Linked DNA regions of Homo sapiens: region 1 is linked to region 2. A link is a loop called in an ENCODE intact Hi-C map of the cell type or tissue named here. Cell type or tissue: heart left ventricle. All regions are shown on one strand. Links, peaks and the distances in the headings refer to the core of each region. The heading gives the core; the rest is flanking DNA.

Evidence for each region. Peaks named below come from ENCODE experiments on the same cell type or tissue, not always from the same donor. Only the 100,000 strongest peaks of a DNase experiment are listed, where the experiment ranks them.
Region 1: it touches region 2 in a loop (2.7-fold over the local background); 5 of 110 quality-filtered maps call a loop at or near these places.

Annotation. Positions count from the first base shown.
Region 1 is chr6:70,558,911-70,574,394 of GRCh38, reverse strand. It overlaps SDHAF4 (succinate dehydrogenase complex assembly factor 4), which reads right to left and starts at 7,465. Exons shown (of 3, transcript NM_145267.3): 1 at 7,391-7,465. The coding sequence starts at 7,454. FAM135A (family with sequence similarity 135 member A) reads right to left here. Exons shown (of 22, transcript NM_001162529.3): 22 at 13,221-14,679. The coding sequence ends at 14,474. RefSeq lists a silencer at 7,118-7,177. In heart left ventricle, for the core only: no CTCF peak of the experiment used is centred there; a DNase peak (open chromatin) is centred at 7,504; H3K4me3 peaks cover 1,421 bases; H3K27ac peaks cover 531 bases.
Region 2 is chr6:70,877,276-70,892,759 of GRCh38, reverse strand. The region is part of intron 2 of B3GAT2 (beta-1,3-glucuronyltransferase 2); the gene reads left to right. LOC105377850 (a long non-coding RNA gene) reads right to left here and starts at 6,618. Exons shown (of 5, transcript XR_001744196.2): 1 at 6,576-6,618; 2 at 4,545-4,608. In heart left ventricle, for the core only: a CTCF peak has its summit at 8,202 (motif pointing right); a DNase peak (open chromatin) is centred at 8,259.

The sequences.
Region 1 (15,484 bases), core at 3,505-11,504, 320 kb after region 2:
GTGTTTAGGCCTAACTACACACTAGCTGCATCTTCCAAAAATCCCTAAGCATCTTTTTTTTTTTTCTTTTTTTTTGAGATGGAGGCTTGCTCTGTCACCCAGGCTGGAGTGCAGTGGTGTGATCTCAGCTCACTGCAACCTCCACCTCCCGGGATCAAGCGATTCTCCTGCCTCAGCCTCCCAATAGCTGGGATTACAGGCATGTGCCACCATGCCCAGTTAATTTTTGTATTTTTAGTAGAGATGGGGTTTCACCATGTAGGCCAGGCTGGTCTTGAACACCTGACCTCAGGTGACCCACCCGCCTTGGCCTCCCAAAGTGCTGGGATTACAGGCATGAGCCACCGTGCCCAGCCAGCCTAATCATTTTTCATCATCTCTTTTTGCTTAATTACTTTTGGCTTTGCAAGTTTTTTTTAGGCTGGGCACAGTGGCTCACACCTATAATTCCAGCACTTTGGGAGGCCAAATTAGGAAGATTACTTGAGGTCAGGAGTTCCAGACCAGCCTAGCCAATAAGGTGGAACCCCATCTCTACCAAAAATACAAAAAATTAGCTGGGCGTGGTGGTGGGCACCTGTAATCCCAGCTACTTGGGAGGCTGAGGCAAGACAATCGCTTGAACCAGGGCAGCAGAGGTTGCAGTGAGTGAGATCACGCCACTACACTCCAGCCAGGGCAACAGAGCAAGACTCTGTATAAAAAATAAAAAAAAAATAAAAAAAAGAAAAGAAAAGAAAAGAAAAAGAAAAATTAGGCCAAAAAAAAGAAAGAAAAACACGGAAATTCAGAAATAACAAACCTAAAACTCAATAAAAAGGCCAAATAGCTGGCCGGGCATTGTGGCTCACACCTGTAATCCTAGCAATTTGGGAGGCTGAGGCAGGTGGATCACCTGAGGTCAGGGGTTCAAGACCAGCCAGGCCAATCTGGTGAAACTGCGTCTCTACTTGAAATACAAAAATTAGCTGGGTGTGGTGGAGGGTGCCTGTAATCCCAGCTACTCAGGAGGCTGAGGCAGGAGAATCACTTGAACCCAGGAGGCAGAGTTTGCAGTGAGCCAAGACTGTGCCACTGCACTCCAGCCTGGGCGACAGAGTGAGATTCCGTCTCAAAAAAAAAAAAAAAAAGGCCAAATAGCAGAATAAATACAATTGAAAAGAGAATTTATAATCTGGAATAAAGTTGCAAAGAAATTATACAGAAAAACGCATAGAGACAAATGAATAAAAATAATGAAAGATTAGCTGGGCATGACTGCATGACGGTGGTGCCTATAGTCTTAGCTACTTGGCAGAAGGCTGAGGCGGGAGTATGGCTTGTGTCCTGGAGATCAAGGGTGTAATGAGCTATGACTGCACTACTGCTCTCTATCCTGGTGACAGGACAAGACTCTGTCTCTCAGAAAAAAGAAAAAAGTGTTCCCAGAAGTAAAGTGGGAGATAAGAATACAGAGAAAATGCTTTAACATACTGACTATACAAAAGTCTTTATGTTTATCAAAATCAAAATCTTTATAGGTTTTATCAAAATCAAAATCCCACCCAAAACACACATACCTGTGCATGCATGTGCACACACACACAGACCCACGAGTCTGAACAGAGGAATGTAATTTTATCAGTAATTATAAGGGTAAAGAGACTATTAGTCTGCAAAACAACAAAAACCCCCATACAAACAAACCGGAAACAAGCCATATGCTGTTTATGTGAGATGCACCATTTGCATGTTTAAAAAAAAAACCACGGAAAATGGAAAAATAAGATAATAAGAAAAAAATGAATAAAAACATAATTTACAATGTAAAAATAACTTTCAATATAGTCTTCATTTTTTAATTGATAAATATTATATACATTTATGGTGTACAGCATGTTTTCAAATATGTATATATTGTGAAATAGCTAAATCAAGCTAATATATGCCTTAACTCACATATCTATTATTTGTGATGAGAAAATTTAAAATCTACTTTCAGCAATTTTCAAGTATACAATACACTGATATTAACTATAGTCACCATGTTGTACAATAAATATCCTTTGCATAACTTATAACAAAGAAGATCAACAATAAACAAAGGTTGGTGCTCTGAAAAGACTGAAAGTGTTCCAGCCTGGCCAACATGGTGAAACCTCGTCTCTACTAAAAACACAAAAATTAGCCAGACATGGTGGTGCACGCCTGTAATTCCAGCTATGAGGCTGAGGCAGGAGAATCACTAGAACCCGGGAGGTGGAGGTTGCAGTGAGCCAAGATCGCACCACTGCGCTCCAGCCTGGGCGACAGAGCAAGACTTTGTCTCAAAAAAAAAAAAAAAAAAAAAAAAAAAAGACAAAAAAAGACTGAAAGTGTTGTAAAAGCTTTGGTAAGGCTACTATAAAAAAACAAGAGAAAGCAAAATAGATAATATGAGAAAAAGAGAGTACATATTATATGGAGAGCAGAAAATTTTAAAAAAATACCAGAAACTTTATGCCTATATATTGAAACAATACAAAATGGAAACCTTTCCAGAAAAAGTTAACTTACCAAAACTGACTTAAGAGGAAACCTGATAAATATAATAATAACCATTATAGAAGTTAAACAAGTAATTTAAAGTCTTCCCTCGAAGAGAAGAACAGGTCTAGACAGTTTTGCAGGTGAGTTGTAACAAACCCTCAAGGAACAAATAATTCCAATCTTAAACAAAATCTAACAAAGAAGGGAAAAGAGTGAGTAGAATCCCCAGTACATTATATGAGGCTAGAATAACCTTAATATTAAAACCAGGGAAGGCTGGGCGCGGTGGCTCACACCTGTAATGCCAGCACTTTGGGAGGCCAAGGCAGGCATATCACGAGGTCAGAAGTTTGAGATCAGCCTGGCCAATATGGTGAAACCCTGTCTCTACTAAAAATACAAAAATTAGCTGGGAGTGGTGGCGTGTGCCTGTAATCCCAGCTACTCCGGAGGCTGAGGCAGAAGAATAACTTGAACCCGGGAGGCAGGGGTTTCAGTGTATAATAGAAGAAAATTACAGGCCAATTTCTAAACAAAATATAAGCACAACAAATACAACATTATATTTAAAAATATAATCACTATGATCCTTTGGAATATTTTCTAGGAATGCAAGTGATTCACTATCAGAAAAATCTGTAATTTACCACCTCAACAGATTAAAGCAGAAAATGATAAACACCTCAGTAAGACGAAGAACACCTCAGTAAGACAAAGAAAAATCAATTAAGTAAACTTCAAGATTTATTCATCATTAAAAAACAAATACAAATACATAAACAAAAACAAAACAAAATCCCAAAACTCTACATAGAAACAGACTTCCTTAACCCAAAAAGGGTATAACTGTAGCTAATACCATATTTTTTTTTTCATGTTCCATGAAATTTTATTTCACAAAGGCTTGGACTCTGAAGACCCACAGTTATGGATCATTAAATCCTGTAAGTAAATGTAAATCCAAAATAAAGAGTTTTAACAAAAACATAAGACGGAGATTTTTTGGTTTAAAAGAACAGAATTATTTGGGAGATAGCTAGAACTCTTCCCTGAGGATTCGTTTATAAAACATGCCTTAGAAGTTATTAGGAGATGGTGACTTAAAAAAAAATGTAGCAATTTTATCTAAATGACTGCAATATCACACCTTAATGATAAAAAGAAATGCATTCCCTTTATAATCATAAACAAGATAAGTATGCTTGCTGTCAACACTTCTAGTCAACATGGTGCTGGAAATCTGAGCAAAGAAAGAAAAAAGATATAAGGATTAGACAGGGAGGGTGGTGGGGGGCACGGTGGCTCTCGCCTGTAATCCCAGGACTTTGAGAGGCCGAGGCTCTCAAGGATCACTTGGCTAACATGGCAAAACCCCATCTCTAAAAAAAATATAAAAATTAGCCGGGCATGGTGGTGCACACCAGTAATCCCAGCTACTCGGGAGGCTGAGGCAGGAGAATCACTTGATTTCGGGAGGTGGAGGTTGCAGTGAGCAGAGATTGCGCCACTGCACTCCAGCCTGGGTGACAGAGCAAGACCCTTTCTCAAAAAAAAGGATTAGACAGGGAGAAACTAGACTGTCACCATTTGCAGATGATATGAATGGCTATGCAGCAAAGTCCCCAAAATCTGCAAAGTAAATTATTTAAATTAATAAGGTAATTTAGATACAAAATCATTAAGCATCATGTTTCTGTACATAAACAACAGTCAGAAAATAGTAAGATTTATAACAAAGTTATGGCTATAATTATCAAGACAGGTAGTATCAGCACAGGAATAGACAAATAGGTCAATGGGACTGAGAAAAGAGCCAAGAAATAAACGTATGCCTATATGTATAAGTAAACTTGATTTATGATGGCTCGCATTATATCAGTAGGGGAAAGGTCCTATAAATACATGAACCTGGGACAAGTGTTTGATATGAAAAAAAATGAAAACTGGTTTCCTGCCTCACACCATATACAAACCATCAATTCCTGGTAGAATAAAGGCTTAAATGTGAAAAGCAAAACTATAAACCTTTGAGAAGAAAATATAAGAGATTATGTCCATGACTTTAGGGTACAGAAGGGTTTCTTAGACAAGACCACAAGGCAGTCACAATAAACAAAAGGATCAAGACAAAATTTTATAGATAAAATTATAAACATCTGTTTATTAAGATACCTTTTATATTGAAGCTGCATGATTACACATGCAGACCCGTTATTCTATTCTGCCTAGCAGTGACAGAAACAAACCACAAATTGAGGTATTTGACACTTACGTAACTAAAAAAGGTTTAGCATACAAATATATGTAAAGAATATAAATAAGAAGCAATCTGTTAAGAAAAAAGGCCGGGCGTGGCAGCTCACGCCTGTAATCCCAACACTTCGGTAGGCCGAGGCTGATAGATCACCTGAGTTCATGGCAAAACCCTGTCTCTACCAAAAATACAAAAAATTATCTGGGTGTGGTGGTGGGCGCCTGTAATACCAGCTACTTGGGAGGCTGAGGCAGGAGAATCGTTTGAACTCAGGAGGCAGATGTTGCAGTGAGCTGAGATCTCGCCATTGCACTCCAGCCTGGGCAACAAGAGTGAAACTCCGTCTCAAAAACAAAGAAAGAAAAAAGAGGCCGGGTGCGGTGGCTCACGCCTGTAATCCCAGCACTTTGGGAGGCCGAGACGGGCGGATCACGAGGTCAGGAGATCGAGACCATCCTGGCTAACACGGTGAAACCCCGTCTCTACTAAAAATACAAAAATTAGCCGGGCGTGGTGGCGCGCGCCTGTAGTCCCAGCTACACGGGAGGCTGAGGCAGGAGAATGGCGTGAACCCAGGAGGCGGAGCTTGCAGTGAGTCGAGATCGCGCCACTGCACTCCAGCCCGGGCGACAGAGCGAAACTCCGCCTCAAAAAAAAAAAAAAAAAAAAAGAAAAAAGAAAGAGGTATTTCACAAAAAGTGAATATTTGAAAAGATGTTTTACTTCTTTAATCAGAGAAAAGCAAAATCACAATGAGGTGTCATTTCATTTCCCTGTAGGCAGCCAAAAATTAAAACCTAAGGCAAAATTAAGTTTCGGCAAGTTTGTGGAACAACAGAACTCCAATACACTGCTGGTAGAAGTGAAAATTGCTATAGAATTAGAAAATGCCGTTACACCTTGGCATTATATTGTAACAATGAAAAGACCTATAACATACTCCAGGAATTCTACTCCTTCCACTAATGCACAAATAAGGTACACAAGAATGTGTAGCACCCAATCCTAGTGTTTCTGGAATTACCCAAATGTCCTTTGAGAAGGGCACTGGAAAATGCATCATATGTTCACACAGTTGAATGAATAACTACAACCTCATGCGTCAATGTGACTCAATCACAAAACACAGCGTTATCTGAAAAAAAATCAACAATATGAAAACATTTCTATAAAGATTAAAAACACCATTGCACAGTTGTATCAGGAAGCAGCAAATAGAGACCTCCTTGGCAATAGAGACTATTTCTTAAATTGGAGTATAAGTTCATAGATGCTGGTTGTGCTTCATAGCTTACATGACTGCTACATAGCTTACATGTGTGCTACGTGTGTGTGTGTGTATACATATATATATATGGAATAATTCATAATTGTTTAAAACTAGTTAAAGGGGGATGTTGAATGAACCCTACAAAATTTTAACGTTATTACCTTGAGGTTTGGATAATGTAGGACTTTCACTTTCTGTATTATTCATTTCTGGACTATTTAAAACTTATACAATTAAGTAAAATGTTTGTATTTGGGTAAAATGATTGCACAAAGGAAAACAAATTGCATAGAAATCTGGCACCATTTGAGGGCAATAATTACTGTTTTCAACTTACATAACTTCTCCAGGTGTCATATATTAAAATTATGTTTTGCGGACCGGGCGCGGTGGCTCACGCCTGTAATCCCAGCACTTTGGGAGGCCGAGGCGAGCGGATCACAAGGTCAGGAGATCGAGACCATCCTGGCTAACACGGTGAAACCCCGTCTCTACTAAAAATACAAAAAATTAGTCAGGCACGGTGGCGGGCGCCTGTAGTCCCAGCTACTCAGGAGGCTGAGGCAGGAGAATGGCGTGAACCTGGGAGGCAGAGCTTGCAGTGAGCCGAGATTGCGCCACTGCACTCCAGCCTGAGGGACAGAGCGAGACTCCATCTCAAAATAAATAAACAAATAAATAAATAAATAAATAAAATTATGTTTTGCATAGTCTGGGCTGCTAACTGTATTATCTTGAGAAAAATTTCCAACAACAATGGGTTTAAAAATGTTGGTTTTACTGAAAGCATGAATGCTTTTTCTGTACTGACAATTCCTGGCTTCATCTAATTTACGTTATACTTATTTGCCTTTGGCTCACTTCTGCACTTTTCCCATTTTTAAAAGATAAACTGTAAACTGCCACAAATCCTTTTCTGCTGGAGCCTGGACCAGGAGCGCGGATTCCTGTAAATAATGATGTAAATAAATAAGTAAATCAATGACTCCCATTCCCAAAGGGCCTTCTTTTCCATTTTTCTCTGGGGCATCGAAGTGCGGTGTGCCCTGCGAGCTCCCACAGGAACAACCCGGAACGTTTGTGGTCCTGTTGGGCCACCGCGTGCTCGGTAGGAAGCGGACGTCCCGGGGGCTGAAAGGGCCTTAGCGATTTTCTCGCTCTAGTCCCACCCGAGACCCGGGGCGCTGCAGGAACCTGCCCAGGCCACCGGGTGGGCGGCTGGGCGGGAGAAGCTGGGCAGCCCCTGGCAACACCGAACGGCCAGGACACACGCGGCTTCCTCCGCGGGAGGCGCTTCTCTCTGCGCCTGGGCCTTCACGACCCCTCCCGCGACCGTGGCCCCGAGGCCAGGTGCTTACTTGCCGCTCTCCACGCCGTGGCCGAGACCCAGCTAAGCAACCAGGGAAGCCTCGATGGGGTCATGGCGCCGACTCCCCGAGCCTCCGCGCAGGCGCAAAGCAGTAGTGGGAGGAGCAGGGGGCATGATCCGGAGCCTCCCTGCAGAGGGCGGGGCCTCCGTGGCCGGCTTTAGAAAAGGAGTTAGAGGCATCCCTGGGCTCTTTGGCCAAGAGAGACCCAGGCTACCTTGAGCCCGGTGTTAAAACGCCAAATCGTGGCTGCAGTTAGAAGAGGGAATAATTCCGTTCCGTTCATGCTTGTCAGTCTGAGCCGAAATGGCCCGTGGAAGATCCCTTTTATAGTTTACAAAGATTGAGCACCTTTTACTCTCTCACTCATGTAAAATGCTTCTTTTACCTAATTCTCCCTGTTTTGTGTTTTAAATCTTTGTTCAGTCAGCTCCTAGTTCGTCCATTCTGACCGACTAACCAGATGATATGAAAGGCGACATTTTTGAATGAGGTGCAAAGCAAGAAAAGGCTCTCCATCCAGGCCAGGATCCAGTGCAATGAGCTCTGCCCCTTAACCCTTACATCCCACCAGCTCTGATAGCGTTGAGTGGATGTGGCAGACCTGGATGCTTTGTGCAACTCGTGGAAATATTTACAGAATCATAGTGAAGGCCCCCAGAATTCTGGAATTTTGTCTTTTCTTTTAAAGAAAAGTTTCTGGCTAGCTATTGCGCCTTGGTAGTGTCTGACCATGTGACATCAAGTGGTTATACGATCGAAGCTTCTTATCATGAACTGAGAATTATCTGGTTCTCCTAGATAAGGAGATCCTTTTACGAAGAGAAAGTGGGCCGGGCAAGGTGGCTCACTCCTGTAATCCGAACACTTTGGGAGGCCGAGGCGGGTAGATTACCTGAGGTCAGGAGTTCGAGACCAGCCTGGCCAACACTCTACTAAAAATACAAAAATTAGCCGGGCGAGGTGGCACATTCCTGTAATCCCAGCTACTTGGGAGGCTGAGGTAGAAGAATCGCTTGAACTCGGGAGGCGGAGATTGCAGTGAGCAGAGATCACGCCACTGCACGCCAGCCTTGGAGACAGAGCAAAACTCCATCTCAAAAACAGAAAAAGAAAAAAGAGAGAAAGTGGGATACACAGAACTGGGCCAAAGTCAAAACGGAAACAGTTTTCATTTGTAGGGAGCTCACAGTCCTAATATCATGCTTTTGACCTTTAGCTTATATCTACAGTTTAATAATGAATTCCTTGTGACTAGCTGACTGAGGAAAAAATTCAAAGTCGGATGATGGCTTTGCTCAATAAACTGGCCCAGCTGGCAACTGACTGCTTTTCATATTTAGAGCCCCACTTAACAGAGGCCCTGAAGGAACAGAACAGGGAAAAAAAATTATTTCCAGCATGCATAATTTAGCTTATTTATGTATTTTATGTTTTTACAGGCACATGTCACCACACCTGGCTGATTTTTCTATTTTTAGTAGAGACAGGGTTTCGCCATGTTGACCAGGCTGGTTTCAAACTCCTGGCCTCAAGGGATCCACCCCTCTCAGCTTCCCAAAGTGCTGGGATTACAGGTGTGAGCCACTGTGCCTGGCCAGAATTTAGCTTATCTTGTATGCTTTGCCTAAAAAGAGACATGGCTTGAGATAAAAATCGACATTTCATAGGCAGTGACTGGTTTGTCAAGTGGCTGGGAACTGGGAATGTAAAAGTTTTGGACTGGGTCTTTGGAATAGGACCTCTCAAAGTGGTCCCAAAGCATGAAAACATTTGGGTCCTATTGAACGTTAAAAAAAAAAAAAAAAAAAAGAGCTTCCATTGCAGAAGGGCTCTTAATCAGAACAAGATTATTAGTTATCTATTGCTGCCTCACAAATTATCCCAAAATTTATTGGCTTAAAGCAATAAACAGTTATTCTCTCACAGTTTTTGTGGATCAGTAACCTAGAAGCCAGAGTGACTGTGGTTCTGGGTCCTAAATGAGGTTGCAGCCAAGCTGTTGGCTGAAGTCCCAGTCTCGTATAAATGCACAACTAAGGGAAGATCTGCTTCCAAGCTCATTCACATGATTATTGGCAAGATTTGGTTCCTTGTGGACTTTGGACTGGAAACCTTCTCAGTTATTTGTTAAGTGGGCTTCTCCAAAGGCTATCTTGCAACATGGCAGCTGGCTTTCCACAGGACAAATGAACTAAGGAGCAAGAAAGACCACTCAAAATGGAAGCCCTGAACTTCTGTAATCTCATTTCGGTAGCGACATCCCACCACTTCCACTGTATCCTATTATTAGGTCCCGGCCACTCTCAAAAGGGGATTACACAAGGGCTGCAACAGTGACCCATTCTGTGGACATCAATTACTCAGCCTCCTTCCCCCACAACAGGTGTGGACTCAGTAACAAGGTAGCCACGGTGGCAAGAATGGAGACATACATGTACTTTTAACACCGTCTTTCTTCTGCCATGACTGATTGGCTACTACCACTACTCGCCAACTGCAGTGACCAACTTGATCCCATGATACACTTTTATGTGGTCTGGGTGGCAGGTCTGATTACAATGAAATCCTACTGTTATGAAGGAGGTTGCAATTTGTTCTTACAGGAAGAGACAATTATTCTGCATTTAGATTGTTTTCCCTGATTTATGCTTATTATATACTTCACCTGTGGACTTACTGAATACCTTAACACACTACTCCATATTTAATACAATATCATATACAACATTGCTTCTTACCGAAGAACTCATTTTCTTGTGAAAGATGTAAAGCAGGGGACTAATGCCTGCAGGATTCACAGTCTTATATATTCCATCATCCAAAAGCAACCGATTTTATGGAATGACGGACAGCCTTATTGAAGGTTGTTTTGGAACGAGGTGAGAAAATACACTTTGGGATACTGCCCTAAAGGATTTGTCATATTTTCCAAATGAGTCAACGGTATTTGGTGATATATCTTCTGTTGACAGAATAACAGAGATCAAAGAGTAGAAAAGGGTCTGACTTCTTACTATTGCATATGACTTACTGATATAAAATATATTTTGCTTTCCATTGTAGTAGAGAAGAGACAAGCTCCGAAGGCCCCTGAACATGCCTGTATATTATTACTGAGTGTGCCAGACTGCAAGCCGTATCCATCTCCTGATGCTAAGCAGTTTCTGTAGTTAGTCATATAGGCACCTAAGTAGGTCAAGGCAATCACAGCATTACTACCATTTAACTGCTGCTCCCTGGGGGAGAGAGACTAGCTTGTTTGTTGTTTGCTCAAAAACTGCTTGATTCTTGATCCTGGATTCTTCTGTAATGCAACCCCCCATGTGCACAGACGTCATCCGGCCCTCTGCATCACACTGTGGGAATTGGGCTACGGGAACTGATGCAAATATGCGGACACTCTGGCTTCTATTTTGCTGTAATAAAGCTGTTTTGTCTTTTGTCCAGGAGTATCCTGTCATCATCCATGAAACTGCAGCAACCTAGCCTGTAACCTTGCAAGTAGGATAAAATCTCAGACCCTTCACTACTCTTGCTAGCCATCTCTGAGTCCAGGTTCTGTTGGTATAGCAATTTTTGTGCCCAGCTGGAATTGCCACCCAGCCATTTTGACCTCATTCCTCTAGGTAAGGTTAGAGAAAGTGGTGATGGTGCTAGCTGGAGTGATTGGCCCTGATGACCATGGAGAAAAGAGAGTAGGGAGAACAGTATAACCAGAAGTCAGGGGGGTCTCCTGGAATCCCTCCTCACAATACCATGTTTTTATATTTTATTTTAAAAAATACCATGCTGAATGGTAACATTTACATATAAGACTATTACAACCATATATAGGCAAGACCACCCACACCTCAGATCCTCTGTCATCCACTGGATACATAAATCTGATCAGCAGAGGTGCTGCTTGAACATAAAGAAAACAGAAAATAGTTGGCAGTGGTGAGAAGTCATAACCATCTAGATTCACGACCACTGACAGGACTAAGTACTGTATTTGCGACGTGTTATTAGAGAAATTTGGGACATAAAACATGCTGCTGCTTTTACACTATCCTGAAAATTCTGATTCAGGTGGTCCGTAATAAGGTCCTAGAATGTGTATTTTTAAAGTAGTCTAGGTAATTCTTGGCACGGACATTGCAAAGCCCTGCTCTATTTTGTTTTCTTCCTCACTGGCTCATGCATGTTTATAAAATTTTCTCTTATTTCATATGTATATATATATTTGAGTTGGGGGGTCTCCCTGTCGCCCAGGCTGAAGTGCAGTAACTCACTGCAACCTTGAACTCCTGGACTCAAGTGATCCTCCCACCTCAGTCTTCCAAGTAGCTGGGACTACAGGTGCATGCCACCAGGCTCACTTAAATTATTTTCTAGAGATGGGGTCTTGCTATGTTGCCCAGGCTGGTCTTGAATTCCTAGCTCAAGTGATCCTCTCACCTCAGCCTCCCAAAGTGCTGGGATTACAGTCATAAGCCACCACGCCCAGCTTCTTTCCTATTATACTGTTATTATGTATAGGGGTGGTGGTTAGGTCACAATTTTGTCTATGAGTTGCACACTATTGAGATGAGATTATTACAGAATCAGAGAACATCACACTGAGGTCCTGGACTTAAAACTGGATGAGGGATAGTAGTACTATGTCAGAAAGATGCATTTTAAATGTGTAAATATGGAGAGAATTATGCTTGCAGATGTTGGGAAGACAAAAAGATGGACTATATTACACCTGATGTGTTTTTATATTTGGTGCTGTCATCAAACCCATTTCATATGTTTGGTTAACCTTGGTAGAATAAAGGGTCCCATTTTCTACTGTGGAAACTAACGAGGTCAGATACATCTGCTGTCTTTGATGCCTGACAGCCCAAGCACTGGCACAAGACTTAAACTTGGTCAGTTGGACATTCTACTACGCTTTGAATCTGAAGTGATAAAACAAGTACTTGAAATCCAGTTTCCAGGGTCATCCTGGCTAGAGAAGAATACAGTCATTTAGCTCTGAGGTCATCAGAACTTGGCTATGCTTTTGGTCATCTACTTTCCTTTGGCTTCTATTTGTTTTCCAAACCTGGCTCTCTAGCCTTTCCATCAATTCTGTGAGCTACCTGATCCTCCTCCAATAAATTCTTTTTCTGTTTAGGTTGATCATAATTTTTTTTGTTGTTTGCAACCAAGAACTCTTACTGGTATACTTCAATGAGATTCATTCTCTAAAGTAAGAGTCAATAATACCATTTCAGATCATTGTTTCCTCTCTCCCCCATAACTGTACCCCATCTCCCACAATCTGAATTTGGAGGTGAATAGTGTGTGGTGGTTTCCCAGATAAATCAAGTAAGTTAAATTTGTTAGATTTTAAACCATGAACACAGATGTGCTTTTAGAACTGTATTAAAATAACCAAAAACTAATCAATCAACTATGATAAGAGCAATTTCCACTCAAATACTATTTATATGATTGAGTCCTTTGATAAACCTGAAAATTATCCAAACTTTGAATATGCACATTTCAAACTCAGAGCCAAGATATAGGAATATAAAAAATGTGCTTGGCAAAAATATGTGGTGGCTAATTAATATATTTACATTTTCTAGTTATAATGCACTTGGGATATTAGTTTATAAAAATTTTGAGTACTTTCTAAAAAGTAAATAATTATCAATAGCAATCAAAATTATTTTAACTATAATAATATATACAAAAGATATAAAAATACAAAGGCTACAAGTTATATAATTAGGCTGGTCTATGTTATAAATAAAATATATATACCTCTAGTATTCAGAGAATAAGCAAAGGATTACAAGGGTTGTAGCTGTTCCTCCAGATAGCCATTTGTTCATTTATTAACACCAGAGGCAATAACAACGCTAAAAATAAACATGCATCAATTGTACAATAAATACTTACAAAAACCTCTGTCTGTCACAATTAGTGAGTGCAAACAGAACTTCTACCCAACCTTAGTGCATTTTTATTTTCACAAGTAAAACAGAAAAGGAAAATAGTGAATTTAATGCTATTCAGCACCTTTAGTAAAGTCAAAAGACTCAACATCTCCATATATCAAAAACATTTGCATCTGTATCACCAAACATGTAAAGTTAATTATTTTGTTCCATCTTTAACATGAATTATTTTATTTACATTACTTTTTAGTTCAATAAATTTTAACAATATTTAAAAATTATCTAAATTCATAAAAGTATTTCATAAATTTCAACATTTAATTATTATGTACATATAAGGAAGTCCATGAAAAAAGTTAAAAGAAAATGTAGTCATAAAGTTCAAGCAACATTACCAATTTAGCAAAAATTCCAACCAAATCAAGGCAGAGGGCATTCAAACATTCAAAAATCTTTATCTGCTGCCAACATGTACAGGAACATTTCCAGTAATAAAAGTCAGTATGAGAAATAATGTTGAAATCACCAGTAGAAAATATATTTTAATAGGCATGAAATATGTTTAAGCAACAGTAATGACTTTATAGAAAACTTGTATTACACTGTTTTATATGAACTACCTGGTTTGATTGTATGATAAAGTTGTATTTTAGAACTACAGAAGTTGATTTCAAAAAATATATTGTAGCAGCCATAATTTTATTTCCAGTTAAAACACAGTAAAATGTGAAAAGAAAAATTTATAATTAACTAAATAATACCCCCAGTATTAGAAAATTTTAAATCCCATGCTATTCTAGCAATAATGGTCTCTAATATAATGTAGTCTGATGTAAGAATTGTGGAAAGCCAATAATAAACAATCAGACACAGGTATGGGCTTAAAGTTTCACTGAAATACTTAGGTAGCAAAATATATGAAAAAGTAATAGAAAAGTAAAAAGATAAAATTAAAAAAATATTGCACAGCCACATTACCTAGAAAGTAAAGTTGATGTTTAAAAAGCACTAAACATGGATGATATAAATTATCTTCCATATAAAAAGGTATAAATATTTCTTAGAACTTATCAGCATCTACATTTTAATATAATACATTATTTGAAACATTGTTGAATGAGGTAATTGTCCAGTCGCTAACAATGCTTTTATACTATTGGAAATATTTGAGGGCAGCAACCAGAAAGAATTTCTCTAAAAATATTTCCGAATCAAGAACAGCTATATGTGCAGCTCTCCCAATGAGTGAATCAGCTGTATTGGGCAATGCATTGATGACATTATAGCGAACCAAATTACAGTCCTTGCTTTGCAGAACGGGTCGAAGCAAGTTGTGGATCATTTCTGAATAGATCTGTCCTATGGAACCAACAGAAAAAAGGAAAATTAGTTCACAATAGTAACTGAAAATAAAAAAACTATGCCAATTTTTAGATAAGTTATAAAATTTAGTTACATTATTTCCATATAAAGCAGAAAAATGGCTCTTTTTAAAAAGGTTTAATTTTCCTTCAACTATCATTTTTGGTTCTGTTTATAGAAAATGTAAGTAATCACATTATCTAGTCAAGTGGAAATAACAAATTTATTATACATTATTCTTGAAATTTGATTTTTTTTTTTTTTTATTTTTGAGATGGAGTTTCACTCTTGTTGCCCAGGCTGGAGTGCAATGGTGTGGTCTTGGCTCACTGCAACCTCTGCCTCCCGGGTTCAAGCCATTCTCCTGTCTCCGCCTCCTGAGTAGCTGGGATTACAGGCATGCACCACCACACCCAGTTAATTTTTGTATTTTTAATAGAGTTGGGGTTTCACCATGTTGGCCAGGCTGGTCTCGAACTCCTGACCTCAGGCGATCCTCCCGCCTCAGCCTCCCAAAGTGCTGGGATTACAGGCGTGAGCCCCTGCGCCCAGCCGAAATTTGGTATTTTTAACTCAAAGCAATGCCTATAACAAAGAAATAGTTTTCTTTAATGTTAAGTCACTTATAACTCATTAAACAATTATGAAAATAAGCTAGACATGGTGAGACATTTTGATAAGGCAAAATTATAAACTTGGCCTACAGCAAATACTTTAAAGATGTTTCTGTGGCAGTCAAAATTTCCAAATTATTTTAAGAAAGAACAGCAACCTCCTATAGTCAGATGAACAACGTGAGCTT
Region 2 (15,484 bases), core at 4,468-12,467:
ACCAGAAGTGTACCTTAGAGCAGAAAATTTAGACAACATTAGGGAAAGTCCTTCTGCTTCTCTGGGATGTAGTTTTCTTGTGTAAAGTGAGGCAGCTGCCGGAGATGACCACCAGGGCCCTCCAGTGCAGCCCTCCTTTCCTGGCCTCCCACCTTGGAACTCTCAAGTAAGAGCCCAAGCTTGGGCTTCTAAGTGAGGATTGTGACTGCTCAAGCAGCCGCAGACAGACTTTTGCTTCAGATTTTCCCAGAGCCTTGTTTCAACACGGACTTCCCAGACATATCTCCTTAACACGTGGGATGTCTGCCCATTTCCTTGCATGGATCATGCAAGGTGAGGGCAACTTGGGTAACTCTTCCTGGATTTTAATCTAGGAACTTTATGTAGATGATCAGGTATCAAATAGACTTGTTGAATATTTGCATTGGTTCCCCTAGAATTTGGGTCACATTGATATTTCTAAAATTAAAGATGTATGTGTTTGTGCATTAGGGCTGGCCTATCTAGGACTGCCAAATTCTGTGGGAATTCTTTTTTCCATGACAAGACCAATGTTTGGATTTTTCTAAGCATTTCAGTATATTTTCAAAGCATATTAAAAACACCCATCATAATAAGATATGAATTATTTCCTTGCTCTGTATTCATTATCATGGTTTTAAAATAGGAATAAAGTGTCTCTAAGGAGACAACTTTTGTCACACTAAATAATTTTTTTCACTTCACACATGAACTTGCTTTGCATCTTAGCTTTCAGTAAATTATTGATATTTTTGGAAGTCTTTAAGTGTAAGTAATTTGGTCGATAGGATAGTTATTCTGTTTTTGAGGCAGTTTGTTCTAATTCTAACTTAAAAATTTGTGGCTTTGTTTAGATTCCACATACAATTCATTTATTCTCTGGGAAGAGGGAAAAGACCTTTTAGGCCTTCATGTTCAATTGGTGCTTCCCACCTCATTTCCAAGTTACATGTACACACACACACACACACACACACACACACACACACAATCTGAGCTCTGAGGAGCTCTACTTTGAAAATGCTCTGTGATAGTCAAGTGAGAGCACCATATTGGAGCCTGGGTCTGTCTTGCATTTGCAAAGCGGATTAAGAGCCCAAATGGAACATTTGTGGGTTTGAGCACATTCAGTAGAAGCCCCTCAGAGCCTGTCCTGTTTGTATCTCTGTGAGGTCATCACATAGCCCATCACTGGAAACTCATTTGAGTATCAAACATTGAAACTGCGATGTTTCATGTCATTCTAGTAGTTCTTACACTGTCATTTTATTGCCATGTTGAACTTGCCTGATACTGAAATTTTGCTCTCAGGTGACATGAAACATTGTTCTTGAAATAATCTTATGTTTACAACCATAATGGCAGAATTAAGATTATTTCTGTTCCATTGGAGGATATTTTTTAAAATAATGATTACTACTTAAAAAAATTAATATGCCTGCCCACAAGATGGAAAGAAAACACTGGAGGCAGCCCCACTGGTGGTGTGCAGTTGGCTTCAAAGCTGACCAGTAGCCATATAGCTCTGCCAAGCCAGTGAGGCCCTGGGGGGTTTCTACTGTTCTGTGCCTCAGAATTCAATTCTTACACCTCAGGAATCTGAGGATTGGCTAAAAGTGAGGAAGTCCACCAAAGGTTTTAGCTCTGTTTTGAAGGGAGGCAGTTAATTTCAAGTGACAGACTCACTTCAGCCACTTCCAGGGAGGTGTCAGTAAGAACGACTGCTTGAAAGAACTGAGCTTAAATCAATCTTCACCCTCACCAGGAGGTGTAGATTTGTTCAAGTTGAGAACTTAAAACAGATATTTATTAGGAATTTTCAACATTGGCATGTGCCTTATTATTAATTCTAGGATGTGGCCCGTGGGACACGGTGCTCCATTAATGACAGTATATGCAGTTCCCAGTTGAGTTGCTGGCACACAGTAGGTACTTTATTCTGCTAAAAACACAACTAGGTGTACTGCAATTAGATTCTGACACCACCTGGAGTTGGTGCAGACCCCACAGGTTAGAGGGCACAGTCTCCAACAAGACTGCCCTTATTTCACATGCCCCCCACGCGCTGGAGAGTCCCAGGCCACCTGCACTTCTGATCAACTGACTACACTGGATGTTTCCCACAATCTCCTCAGGTTTGCTAATTTGCTAGAATGACTCACAGAACTCAGGAGAGTGCTGTAATTATACAAATTATCATTGTAATCAGTGTTATAAAGAATACAAGTCAGGACCAGCCAAATGAAGTGACACACAGGCCAGCAGAGCCAGGTGGAAGGAGCAGGCTGGGAGCATACAGGTCTTCTGTGCCTTTTCCTCATACAGGTGAAGTCTAGGAAAGCTTAGTTTTCTGGTCTGGAGTCCTGTGGACCAGGGTGTGTCGAAGCCCTGGGGATGGATGTGCTCCCACAGGGAGACTCTGTGGCAGCCTCGGATTGCATCCTGGGGGCAGGCATTTAAAGTGACTGCAGGGGGGGAGCCAGGGAAAGAGACAAGGCCCAGCAAGAGGGTGTTAGGGTGGACAGTGGCGAGGTCACTGGAGAGAAGGGGTGGATGAATGATGAATTCCGTTATTGGATGTGGGAAGAGGAGGACCCTTGGTGAGTATGGGAGAAAGACCGCTGGAAGCAGAATGGTCTGAGCAAAGTTAGGTTTCTGGACGGGCATGGTAGCTAACACCTATAATCTCGGCACTTTGGGAGGCTGAGGCAGGTGAATCACCTGAGGTCAGGAGTTCAAGACCAGCCTGGCCAACATGGTGAAACCCCGTCTCTACTACAAATACAAAAATTAGCTGGGCGTGGTGGCAAATGCCTATAATCCCAGCTACTCAGGAGGCTGAGACATGAGAATCACTTGAACCAGGAGGTGGAGGTTGCAGTGAGCCGAGATTGCACCTCTGCACTCCAGCCTGGGAGACACAGGGAGACTGTTTCAAAAAAAAAAAAAAAATTAGGTTTCTAATGGAGCAGAGGGGGAGAGATTTGATCTGGGAAAGGCTTGGGGAGGTTCTGTCTTGGCTGGACAGGGATTTGAAAGGATGTTGTGATGATGAGTGGCCAGGAGGTATGGGTTAGGAAGAGGAAGGGTGCAATGGCCACTGAGGTCCCCTCCAACTCGAGGGTTGTGTGATTTTGACAAGTTCTGATTCTAAGGACTGAGGTTGTGTAAGGCGGTGCACCTGGTTATACTTGTCTTCTGTCGGCAGCCAACTCCTCCTCGCCTACGGCCTATCACCAGCTTTCCAGCTGGTGGTAGTTTCTATTCAATGGAGGCTTAAAAGCCCTGACTTTTGTGGCGAGTGGGTGGACAGTGGGGGTGGGGAGCATGACTAGGAGGCAGGAGGGCCAGGAGACAACTCTTAAGAAATGCGGCAGCAAATGAGTAGGAAAGACAGATGGTGGCAGTTTCAAGGGGTATAACAGCTTTTTCCTCTTTCTTTAATGATGGAGGGGGAGAAATTGAAGTTTTAAGAAGTGATAAGTGTTGAAAGTCCCAAAGGAGAGGAAATGAGGGGAGATCAAGACCTTAGATGGACAGGTTCACCTAGATAGAGTCACCTCTGACTCCCAGAAAAAAGGTGAGATAAGTAAGGAAGCCAAGGGCTGGGAAGGTGGAGGGGCCAGTTGTTGGAATTGACCGTCCGCCAAATGTTAATAGAGGGAGAAGTGACATTTGGCTGAATTCCACACACACTGAATGTAGCAGCCCCTCGCCTCAAGGAGTTTTGTATCTAGCAGAGAGAGAATGTCTACAAGAGCATGGCAGATACATCGTGGGGTCGAAAATGAGTACAAGTGGAATGATTGGGGGTTACATTTAAAGAGAAAACCACAGCCACTGGGGGAGTTTCGGGAAAGGTCTTGGGAAGAGGTGACATCTGAGAGGCACCTTCCGTGCTAGGCCCAGGCCAGGGTAGGGAGGGATCATGGGCAGGGTGTGTTTTTGGAACAAGTTATCCCAGGGTATGTGTAGCTCTTGGGAAGGGCAAGCTGGGGTCAGATAGTGAGGACTGAGTGCTAAGATGAGAAGTTTTTCTTCATTTCTGTGGACATTGGAGAGTCTGACATTTTTCAAGTAGGGGACTGATGTGATTAGAAATACAGTTTGAGAACCACATGTTGGCAGTGTGGGATGAATGGGGGAGGAGGGCTGGGCCTGGAGGCTCAGGCAGCCATCTGGGTAATGAGCCCGTAGCGGGCTGGGAGGTGAGAGGAGGTCTTAAATACCACAGCTATTGGGGACTTATAAAATTTTAACAGCCTTTTCAGATTATACTCTAAATCAGCAGACACTTAGATCTTTTTAACACCTTTTTCTGTTGTATGGTATGGTGATAAATGATGTATTAAATTTAAGTTTGGTTAATTTTAATTGGTGTAATTTGTATTATCCTTTGAGTCGTAATTTATGTGTAGAAAATACAGTGATGTTGGGTAATTAAAACATTCTTTTAACCAGAACACCTATTTTGTGTAAAATAGGAGTCTGCATATTAGGAAAAAAAAAAAAAATCACATCACCTGACTGAAGTTTTCAAGCTCAGGATTCACTGTGGGTGTGTTGTCCCAGTGGAGGGTGTCGAGGCTGAAAGTGAGGAAGACAGTGATCACGCCTGGCTGGGCCTCCTGTATCCATACCTGCCCTCTCCCGTGTCCACTCCACCTCGAAGCAGGAGGAATCTTTCAGGAATGCAAACCAGATTCTTGGCAGTCCCTTGCTCATAGCTCTTCAGGGGCTACTCATGCTCTTGGAATAAACAATTCCTTGTCACTGGCACCTGCCAGGCCCTGCCCGGCCCACCCCTGCCCACCTTACTATTCTTGTTCCCCTCTACTCAATCTTTGCGGGCAGAGATCACTTCCTCCAGCACATTCTACCCTTCCCTTTGGGGCCTGCACTGATGCCCCTGCCTGGAAATGCTCCTTCCTCGTTCAGCCCTACTCATCCTTCAAATCTCAGCTTAAAGGCTGCCTTCTTGGGGAAGGTTTTGCTGATGCTTCAATTAAGATAGCTCCTCCCGTGTTATAATGTGCTGTTCTCTCAGCCTCCCATACCTCTGCACCTTGTCACAGTGGTTGTACATCTCTCATTATAATTGTTGAGGCTCCGCCACCCCGACTCCCAGAATGCATCCTTCCTGTAGGCAGAAGCCGGACTATCCTGCCCTCCACTCCTTGCCCAATCCCAGCCCCAGGTTTCCCCTAGCCCCAGCCTGTGAGTGGGGCTGAGTGACGGCACTATCCCAGAGCAGCTGTCCCCGCTACAAGTTTACCAGGCAAACCTTTAAAAAATTATTATAAATGATGACCATGAAACTGGAGGGGGTCGAGGGATCACTCTGGGCAGGTTGCTGAAGGCTGCTTTCTGTGGGCTCTCTGCAGGGACGTGGGAATGACAGTTATTCTGGGTCTCCTTCATCTCAATGTTTGTCAACAAGGAATTTTGCCTGGGTTAATTTATTTGGCAGACCTTTTCTCAGTAGATAATGCTGTGATCAGCTTCAGCCCAGCCCGGATCAGATGATCATCAAAGCCAAATGAGCAGTCAAAATTAATGACGTTTTGCTTTGCTTCATGAATATAAATACTGCAAGAAAATGGAGGGAATTGTCTTCCTGCCACTTTGGAGTCATTCGTGATTTAAGTGTGCTGTTTTCCATGCATGAATGTTTTCTATGAGAACTATAAAGTTACTGAATCTTCTCAGTAGAGTGACTTGATGTGTCATGTGGTACCTTTTAGTGCAGGATCTAGGGACCAGCTTGGGACTTTGTCCTTGGGTTGGTACAGTGTGATTGTCACCGGGAGAGGACTGCAGCTGCCAGGGGGTGGTAATTCTGTCCCAACAACTTATAGAACCACAGGGACAGGTGGCAGAGTGTTGGGGCAATAGGCAGCCTGCCACTCAGTTTTTAATCTATTTCTAGAACATGGTGCAGTCTAGAGACTTGCAGGGATTTGATGCCCACAGTACTGTGTCTGGTCCTGTCTGCATGTGCTGTGGCCAGGGCTGTGCTGGGTAGAGGTGGGCGTGTGGGGCAAGGAGCACATGTGCATCTGTGTGCTCATACTCAGGGTGCTTGCTCTGGAGCAGCTGGTAGTGGGGTCAGGTGGGGTGGACGTGGAGAGGGAGGGCTCTGCAGAGGCCTTTCAGGGCTGAAGGGGAAGTGGGGAGACGGGTTTCCAGGCCTCTGTCCACCTCAATTCTAGCAGCTCTGCATTTACATATTGGAGATCCCCTCAAGATTTCAATGGAATAAAACATTCATTCCAGGACTAAAAATTTTGAAAACCTGAAGTTTTCCTTTCTATCAGGATGTCCAGCAGACTCAATAATTATATATTGTTTGCTTAGCATTTACCAAGCATCAGGCATTTGGAAGCATTCTGTGTTCTTTCTTCATGAATCCTCACTTAGCTGTGCAAGGGATATGCTAGTTTTATTATCCCCACTTACATATAAGGAGCCCGAGGCCTAGGTATGCTAAGTGAGTTGTCTGGGATTCAGAGTCAGGTCAGTGTGTCTACAGAGATGGTCTCCAACTCACCCACCTACAGCCAAGTCACTGAGTTCTTGGTCTCTGAGCCTGCAGAACAGTTTCTTGGTTTCTTCATCTGCAGAACAGGGAAAATGAAATTTTTCACAAAATCAGACATCACGTGCAAAGCAGCCAGGAGTAGAACATTGTAGACACTTGGTGAATGTCACTCTTAACCAAGAAACAAGACTGTGCCTTTGGGTTCAGCTGGCTCACACATTTATTTTGATGAATTAGGTCAGTGTTTTGTTTGATTATCACAGTGGTGAGGTCCATGCAGGTAGCTGTAGGGTGGAAGAATCACTCATCCTTGGGTCCTGCTCTGACACATACAGGCTGTGCAGCCTGAAGATCTAGGGGAATATCTGTTTCTTCCTAATACCTGTAGATTAGGGATCATTGCTTCTTCCTAATACCTGTAGATTAGGGATCATTGCACCAGCTTTCTGGGTTGTGTTGAGGTTGAAGTAAAACGAATACATACAGAAGTTCCTGCTGTTCTGTGAATATTTGAATCTGCACCCACTTGTAGCTTTGTGAGATCACTCTTAACGGTAGTATTTAAGAACATTTGAACTCCGCTGTGGGCTCATGATGAACTTCATTTCTCTTCTGGCGGGTGGACCTGTGCTCATTATCATTCAATGAATTGGCTCAGCATGCAGGATGGCATGCTGAGATAAACGCTAGCCCTTACTTTAGATTAAATACCCCCAAAAGAGAGTGATCAACAGGAGAAAATCGAAGCCAAAAAAGATCATTAAAGAGTTGTTTAGGAGCAGATACGTGTTCATTGTTAAAATTTCCCAGCTGAAAATCTAAACAAACAGCACTTGAGCTTTCAGAAGAAAATGCCATTTGTAACATTGAGATTTGCAAGGCATTTGGTGCCATGTGAGTGCCGCTTGCCCCTGTAGGTGAGTCTATGTAGACCACGAGACAAGTATTCAATATGCAAATTCCTGATGGCACATAGGGAAGGATTTAAAAGAATGATTCTCATGCTTTCTAATCAAGTCACAAGGGGGCAAATGTCCTTTTTCACCACCTCGACTTTCCTAAGAGTCCCTAGGAGAGCATCTGTAGGTAATAGTTTTCATCTAGAATCTGTTAAATAGGTATTATTTATTTTACTCATGTAAATAGTTAGGATTAAGGGTTGTTGCCCTGCACTGCTAACGTGGGGGCCGGGGTGCAGACCACTTCTCTCTTTGGCATGCAGGTTGTTTGCTGTGACTACTACACATTTTTCTGCACTGGCTTCAGAAGTTAAGCCTTGCAGGCATTCTTCCTGGGCTCCCTGAGCAGCTGTAATCACCCTGACCCCAAACACTCTGCACATCAGTTCACCTCAATTTTAAATCCCTCAGGCCAACCGCTGTGGTCAGTCGGCATTGCCCTAAGCTGATGGGCCTGATTAAACCAAGAGTGGCACACACTGCCCTCCAGCCTAGGATATGCAATGTCACTTTTCTTCTCACGTTTGCCTAGCTAATTTCCAGTTACTCTTCCAGACTCATTGATGAGGCAGGAATCGCTTTTTCTGGGAAGTTTTTCCTGATTTTCCATCACACGTGGATGCCCCTTTCTACCTTTTCCCCTAGAATCCTTGGCTTATGCAGTTATGAATATTTCCACAAGGTGGCGCTCATGTCAGTGTCCTCCCTGCCCCTGGCCGCCTTGCTAGCCCGGGAGTACACTAGGAGGGCGCTCGGGTCTGCCTGCATCTCCAGGCCGGGCACAGTCTCTGATGGTAATAGCTTGAACAAATGTTTGCTGAATTCATGAATTTTAACATGTTTTCCTTTTCTAGTGTAAGGATTATCAAAATTAAGATTTAAAGCTTCTCGCTTCTGAGACAACATTGCCATTATTTAATGGTGGAGGTGTAAAGGGGGATGCCGAGCTGTATACTCCAGAGCTCTCTGAGGAGGGTCTAATTCAGCGGGTCTCCCCATGGCTTCGCATCAAAATGGCAAGGGGCTTTGAAAAAACACCCACACTTGAGCTCCACCTAGGAGCAAAGAGACCATATAGTCTCTGAGGGTGAGGCCTGGTATTTGTGTGGTTGCGGGTTTTTTTTGTTTTTTTTTTTTTTTTTTGAGTCTTGAGGTGATCCCGAAGTGCACCCAGGAGTAAGAGAGGCGGGCGAAAGTGATCAGAAGCGACTCCTATTTCCTTCCTGTGGCTCGTTATCGTCTCTCAGTGGTCACAGTCCTTTCCCAGGCCACCCCCTGTGTCCATCTCAGGTGGGATAACCTCATGACAGAGTTTGGGAACGCTCAATAGAGTCACTTCCATAGAAAATACGTCTTCCATTGCTCAAGCAAGAAGAGAATTTGAGCATAGGACAGGAATATTTTAATCATAATAACTGAAAAACACCAGCAACAATATAAACAAAAAGATTGCCTGTATTCATTGGGAATGCAAGTTTTATCTGTGTTTTGATTGTGGTGAAATATACGTAACATAAAATTTACCATTTTAACCATTTTGAAGTGGACAGTTCAGTGGTATTCAATTCATTCACATTGTTGTGCAACCATAACCACTGTCCAACTCCACACCTTTTCCATCACTGAACCAAAATTCTATGCTCACTAAACAATAACTCCTGACTTGCCCCTCCCCTCAGCCCCTGGTTACCACAATTCTACTTTCTGTCTCGATTAATTAGACTATTCTAGGTACCTCATATAAGTGGAATCATATTTGTCCCTTTTTTTTTTTTTTTGCTTATTGAGCATAATATCTTTAAGGTTCATTCATATTATATTATGTATCAGAATTTCATTCCTTTTTAAGGCTACTAATATTCCATTGTTACGTATAGTCCACATTTCGTTTATCCATGCATACAGCCATGGACGTTTGGGTTGTTTCCACCTTTTGGCTACTGTGAATAATGTTGCTATAAACATTGGTGCACAGATATCTGTTCGAGTCCCTGCTTTAGATTCTTTTGGATGTCCAAAGTAGAACTGTTGGATCACAGGTAATTTTTTGTTTGAATTTTTTGAAGAATCACCATACTATTTTCTACAGCAGCTGCATCATTTTACACTCTCCACAGCAATGCAGGAAGGTTCCAGATTCTCCATATCCTCACTAATACTTATTTGCTTCTGTTTTGTTGTATTAGTTTTTTTAATAATAGCCACCTAATGGGGATGAAGTGGTATCTCATTCTGGTTTTGATTTGCACTTCATGTGCTTCGTGGCCATTTGTACTTCCTTCTTAGAGAAATGTCTATTCAAGTCCTTTATACATTTCTATAAAATGTTTATGTATTTATTTGACTTCACCAACAGAAATGGATTTTCTCACAGTTCTGGAGGCTGGAGGTCCAAGGTCAGGGTGTCAGCATGTGAGTTCCCTTGAGGCCTCTCCTTGCTCACAGATGGCCTTTCCTCTGCGGCATGCATTCTCCACTCTCTCCTCTTTTTATATCAGTCATATTGGACTTTGCCCATTTTTGAATTGAGTTGTTTGGTTTATTCTTGCTGAGCTGTAGAAATTCTTTATATTTTGGGTATTAATCCTTTATCAGATATGCTATTTACAAATATTTTTCCCATTCTATGGGTTACCTTTCCCACTCTGTTAATACTGTTCTTTAATGCACTAATGCTTTAGTTTTGGAAGAAGTCTAGTTTATCTATTTGATTTATTTATTTTTATTTTTTATTTTTTGAGATGTAGTCTCGCTCTGTCCCCCAGGCTGGAGTGCAGTGGCATGATCTCGGCTCACTGCAAGCTCTACCTCCCGGGTTCACACTTTTCTCCTGCCTCAGCCTCCTGAGTAGCTGGGACTACAGGCACCCGCCACCATGCCCAGCTAATTTTTTGTATTTTTAGTAGAGACGGGGTTTCACCATGTTAGCCAGTATGGTCTGGATCTCCTGACCTCGTGATCTGCCCGCCTTAACCTCCCAAAGTGCTGGGATTACAGGTGTGAGCCACCACACCCAGCGTACCTATTTGATCTTTTGTCGTCTGTGCTTTTGGTGTCATATCTAAGAAGTCACTGCTGAATCCAATCTCATGAAGCTTTCCTCGTTGTCTTCCAAGAGTTTTATAGTTTGAGTTCTTTAGCTTTAGTCTGCTGTTAGAGAAAGAATAACAAACCTTCATTTATCCAGAATGGTTGAGGGTTGGGGGCAGAGTATGGTCTTTTTTATAATTAACTGTAATAAATTTTACCATTTCTACATTCCTCCATCCATTAAAAAGATCAGGATTAGAAAGTAGGAAAATATCTAAAACCATGCTGGAAAACAGAAAAGGACATGTACAATGAAGCTTCTGGGAGAAATGTGAGGCTAAGTTTGGATGGACAGACAGACAGAGGAGGGGGATCATATGAGAAGTAAGAGGATGGTGTCCTCATGGGAGCCCCTGGACACCCCTATTCTCAGAGTGCAGAGATCCAGTGGGCTGAAGGGGGCCGTGCCTCAGACACATGCCATCAAGCCCCTACACAGCTTCCTCGCATGGCAGAGAATGCCCCCACATCAGGTGGGGGTTGTGTGGTAAGCTCCTGGTTCTGCCTGACTTCTGGGCAGTTTCCTCCCATTAACATGGAGGGAAAGGCTCTATCACAGCCCACTGGTGAAGCCGCCTCTGAAGTGTTGAGTTTCCCTGAGTAACTCCCTGGTTTTTCTGTGGAAACCGCTCAAAGTGGCCACAGGTGTACCTAAAATAAAGCCTCTCACAATTGCTAACAAAGACCAATACAAGCCATCAATGCTGTTCAGCCTTGACTTCTGTTTGCAAATATGAGTAGATAATTAAAAAAAGTAAACCAAGACACAGGAGTTCCCACTGAAAGAGTATAGGAATCAAGAGAGGGCTTTTAAAATTTCTAGAGTTCATTCTCAGATTTTAAAAGATGTGGCATCATAAAACAAGAGCCAGCAGCTGTGAGGAAAGAGTCATTGGAGAGCAAGGATTCCTGTAAATAAAAGGCATGACTGCTGGAATAACCTCATGTGAGAGGGTGACAGCATCGAGGCTCTAAGTGTCAGTGATACTGTTAGGGTTGCAATGCAGAGGAGTGGATCCCAAAGCCCTCCTGGAAGAATCCTCCAGGAATTCTTCCAAAATAGGAGCAAAAGTACAAAGAAATAGAAATGTCAGTGGAAGGAGACTTATAAATCCAGCATGTTCAGTAAGAGTTTCAGAATTAGAAAATAACTATATATGAAATATCAAGAAAGAAACAGGGCTGGTTGTGGTGGCTCACATCTGTAATCCCAGCACTTTGGAAGGCGAAGGCAGGAGAATCGTTTGAGGCCAGGAGTTTGAGACCACCAGCCTGGCCAACATGGTAAAACCCCATCTCTACTAAAAATATAAAAATTGGCTGGGCATGGTGGTGCACGCCTGTGATCCCAGTTACTCGGGAGGCTGAGGCAGGAGGATTGTTTGAACCCGGGAGGCAGAGGTTACAGTGAGCTGAGATCATCCCACTGCACTCCAGCCTGGGTGACAGAGCAAGACTCACAGAGCAAGACTCTGTTTCAAAAAAAAAAAAAAATTAGCCAGCTGTGGTGGTGCACGCTGTAGTCCTAGCTACTTGGGAGGCTCAGCCAGAAGGATCACTTGAGCCCAGGGGATTCGAGGCTATAGTCATGCCACTGCACTCCAGCCTGGGTGACAGAGTGAGACTCTGTCTCTAAAAATCAGAAAGAAACAGGATACAAGTTCCTATAATACTTGAGTTTTGAGAGTGATTCCATTGCCAGGTTTGAATTTGGGCTCTGCTACTTCCTCAGAGTAAGCTTTTAAGCAAGTTACTTAGCCTCTCTGTGCCTCCATTTCTTCATTTGTAAATTATGGTAGTAATAGTATCTACCTAGTGGGGTCACTGTGAGGATTAAGCAGGTTAATACAGACAGAGCACCTAGGACAAGGCCTGGTTCACTGTGAATGTTTCCTAAAATGTAGCTGCTGTTAAGCCAACCGTCACTGCCACCACTACTCTTAGTTCTTAGAATGTACAGGTATGCGGCTGCCCTGTGAAAGCTTCACAGTCGGTCCGGTTTACCACTCCAGTCTCTCTCTCTACCTCCTCTGCCGCATTGCCACCTCCACCCCCACCCCCACCCCCACGCCCCGTCATCTCTTACCTGGACCAGCAGTAACCTCCTAACTAGCTCCACAGCTTCATTTCTTATCCCCAATAATATGCTCCCTGACCCGTTAGGCTCCAGGTTAAAACATTTCTGCAGCTCCCCTTGCACTTCGTTTCTCCATGGCCTCCCAGGCCCTGCATGGTTGGGCATCCCCACCCCCGAGCCTCGCTCAAGTTATTTTCCTTGTGTTCTCTGTGCACTCAGCTTCAGTGGCTTGCTGTCCCATCTCACAATCCCGCCATCACGTGTACTTGTCTCTGCCTGGAAGGCTCTTTCCTCAACCCACCTGCCTCTCCCACACCATCCTTCAGAGTCCAGCTTAATCATCCTTGGTCCACCCTGGAGGGTCAGATTTCTTCACATAGCACCCGCACCCTTCCTTCATAGCACTCACCACCGTGTGTGCACCTGCACTATTAGCCAACATTCCACCTCCCTGACAAGCCTGCACCTGGGCTATAATGACTCTAAGATGCAGATCATGACTGATTTTGCTTACCACCTTCTCCCCAGTCCCTGGCAGTTTGCCTGGTATGTATGTTTTTGTTGAATGAATGAATGAATGAATGAATGAATCCTAAGTTTAGAACAACTGTGCCAGGATTTAATAATAAAACAATCCCAAGGGTATTCACAGGGGGTCAGGGGGAAAACTGCTTCTCTATGAAGGAGGGAAAAATCAGACTAGCATCAGGTTTTTTTCTGTAACACTGAATGATACAGAATAATGGAGAAAGGTGTTTAGAGTTCTGAAGAAAAGAAATGGATCCTAGGATTTTTTGTACCCCGTGAAATCATTATGTCTGTGTGAGGGCAAAAGAGACATTTCAAATATTTTTCTCAAAAAACAAACAACAACAACAACAAAAACAAAGTCACTTAAGGAAAGCGCTTTAGCCAAAGTGAATTAGAATAAGAAACTAAAAAATAGGAAGATTGCTGTACCAGATAAAGTAGTAAGCAACAAAAGTGGCAATTTTAACAATTAAAAGTGGATAGTAACTAACATGACTGTGAAGTTTAAAGCTGTTTGTTGGAATCTGGAAATAGGAGAAGCAAAGTGAAAATGAAGTTTTCAAATAAAAACGTTGGTATATTTCAATGCCTGCTGGTGACGGAGAGGATAGGAAATGGGAGAATAGGTGCCCACTAGCAGATGTAGTCTCATTCAAAAAGGTAAGGGGGAGGGGGGGCAGAGAGAGGCTTTAATTCATGATGATAAGAGAAATATCAGTTCCTTAAAAGCTCCTTAAACAGTTAAAAATATTTTAAATAAGGAATTTTAAAGGTAACCACAGTAGAATACATATAAAACAAAACCTTTTCAACAATTAGAGGAAGAAGAGAAACCAAAATGAATTCAAAAAGAAGAAGGGAAAAAAGCAAAAAAAAAAAAGTATGTAATGCACCTAAGATAAAACCAAACATGATAACCACACTAAGTGTGAAAAAAATTAAATTGCTCTAAATAAAACACAGCAGCAAAGCTATATCTCATATAAAAGACATGTAAAAATGTGATGGAGATGGACAATAAAGAGATAAACTATAGTATCCTAAGGAAGGACAGACAACAAAAGAGCAGGAGTGTTCACATTCGTGTTGAACAAGGCAGAAGTCAAGGACAAAAATATTGAATGAGAAGGAGAGGAACATTTTGTATTGACGGAAACTATGTATACTACAAAAGTACAGCATTCATCAGCCATTGTGTATGAGTTATCAATGAGTCCAAAAACTAAAGGCAGACATAGATAAAAATAGAAAATTTGACAAAACCATAATCATAGTAGACATGTTTAACACACTTATCTAAATCTGACAGATTTAAGTAGACAAAAGGCTGTAGAAAATGGAATATATAAAAAACTTGATCTAATAATTATATATAAAACACTGTACTCAATAGACACAGAATATACCTTTATTTCAAGTGTTCATGAAACATTTATAAAAATTGAAACTGTATCAGGCCATAAAACCTTAAAAAAGTGCTTGTATAGGCTCAAAGCACTACACTAGAAACTAACAAATAATAAATTACATAATAATGATAATTAAAAAGTGGAGTTAGATCTGTTGACAAGTAGATGACCAGAGGTAAACTGACAGCAGGGCTGGAGAAGCATGGATGGTTTGATCCTTGCTCAGAAGCCTGGTCCCTGGCCAGTCTCTCCCTGTGCTTCCCCATCAGCATTTGCAGGGAGGAACACAGGATTACAAAGGTCATGGCTGGCTTATGGAAACACAAGCTGAAATTGAATCTCAGGTATCTATGCCTTTGTACCTTAGGACAGTGTGTTTTACCCACAGTTCTTTTTAAAGTGGGGAAGCGTGGACAGTCTTACAGGCAGGTGCCTTGAGCAGCTCCACCCCCGCCGCCACCACATTCATGTCAGTCTTGGCCTGAACATATCTTCAGGCTACACCAAGGTTCAAAGCCAATGTAAGGTAAGATTTGGCTACAGGATTTTGCATGCAGAAACCATCAGCGCTGTTAGAAGCCCCTTTGAAGGAGTGAGAAGGAGAAAAACCTGTACAGAGGAGAGCGTACAGGTTACTCTAGGTACTTAAGACCAGGACTTGATGGTAAGAGAGCCTACAGGAAATGTCCAGGAAGAACCCATAGCTCTGCAGAAGAGGCAGAGGGTCGGGGGAAAACTGCCTGGCCATGGAGTGAGAGTTGGACCACCCCAATCCTGCTCCTTCTCTTTTGTGTCTTGGGTGAAAGAGTGAAATGCCTTCCAGGTTCTGATGTAAGCTCCTTCTTTGTCCCAGTGT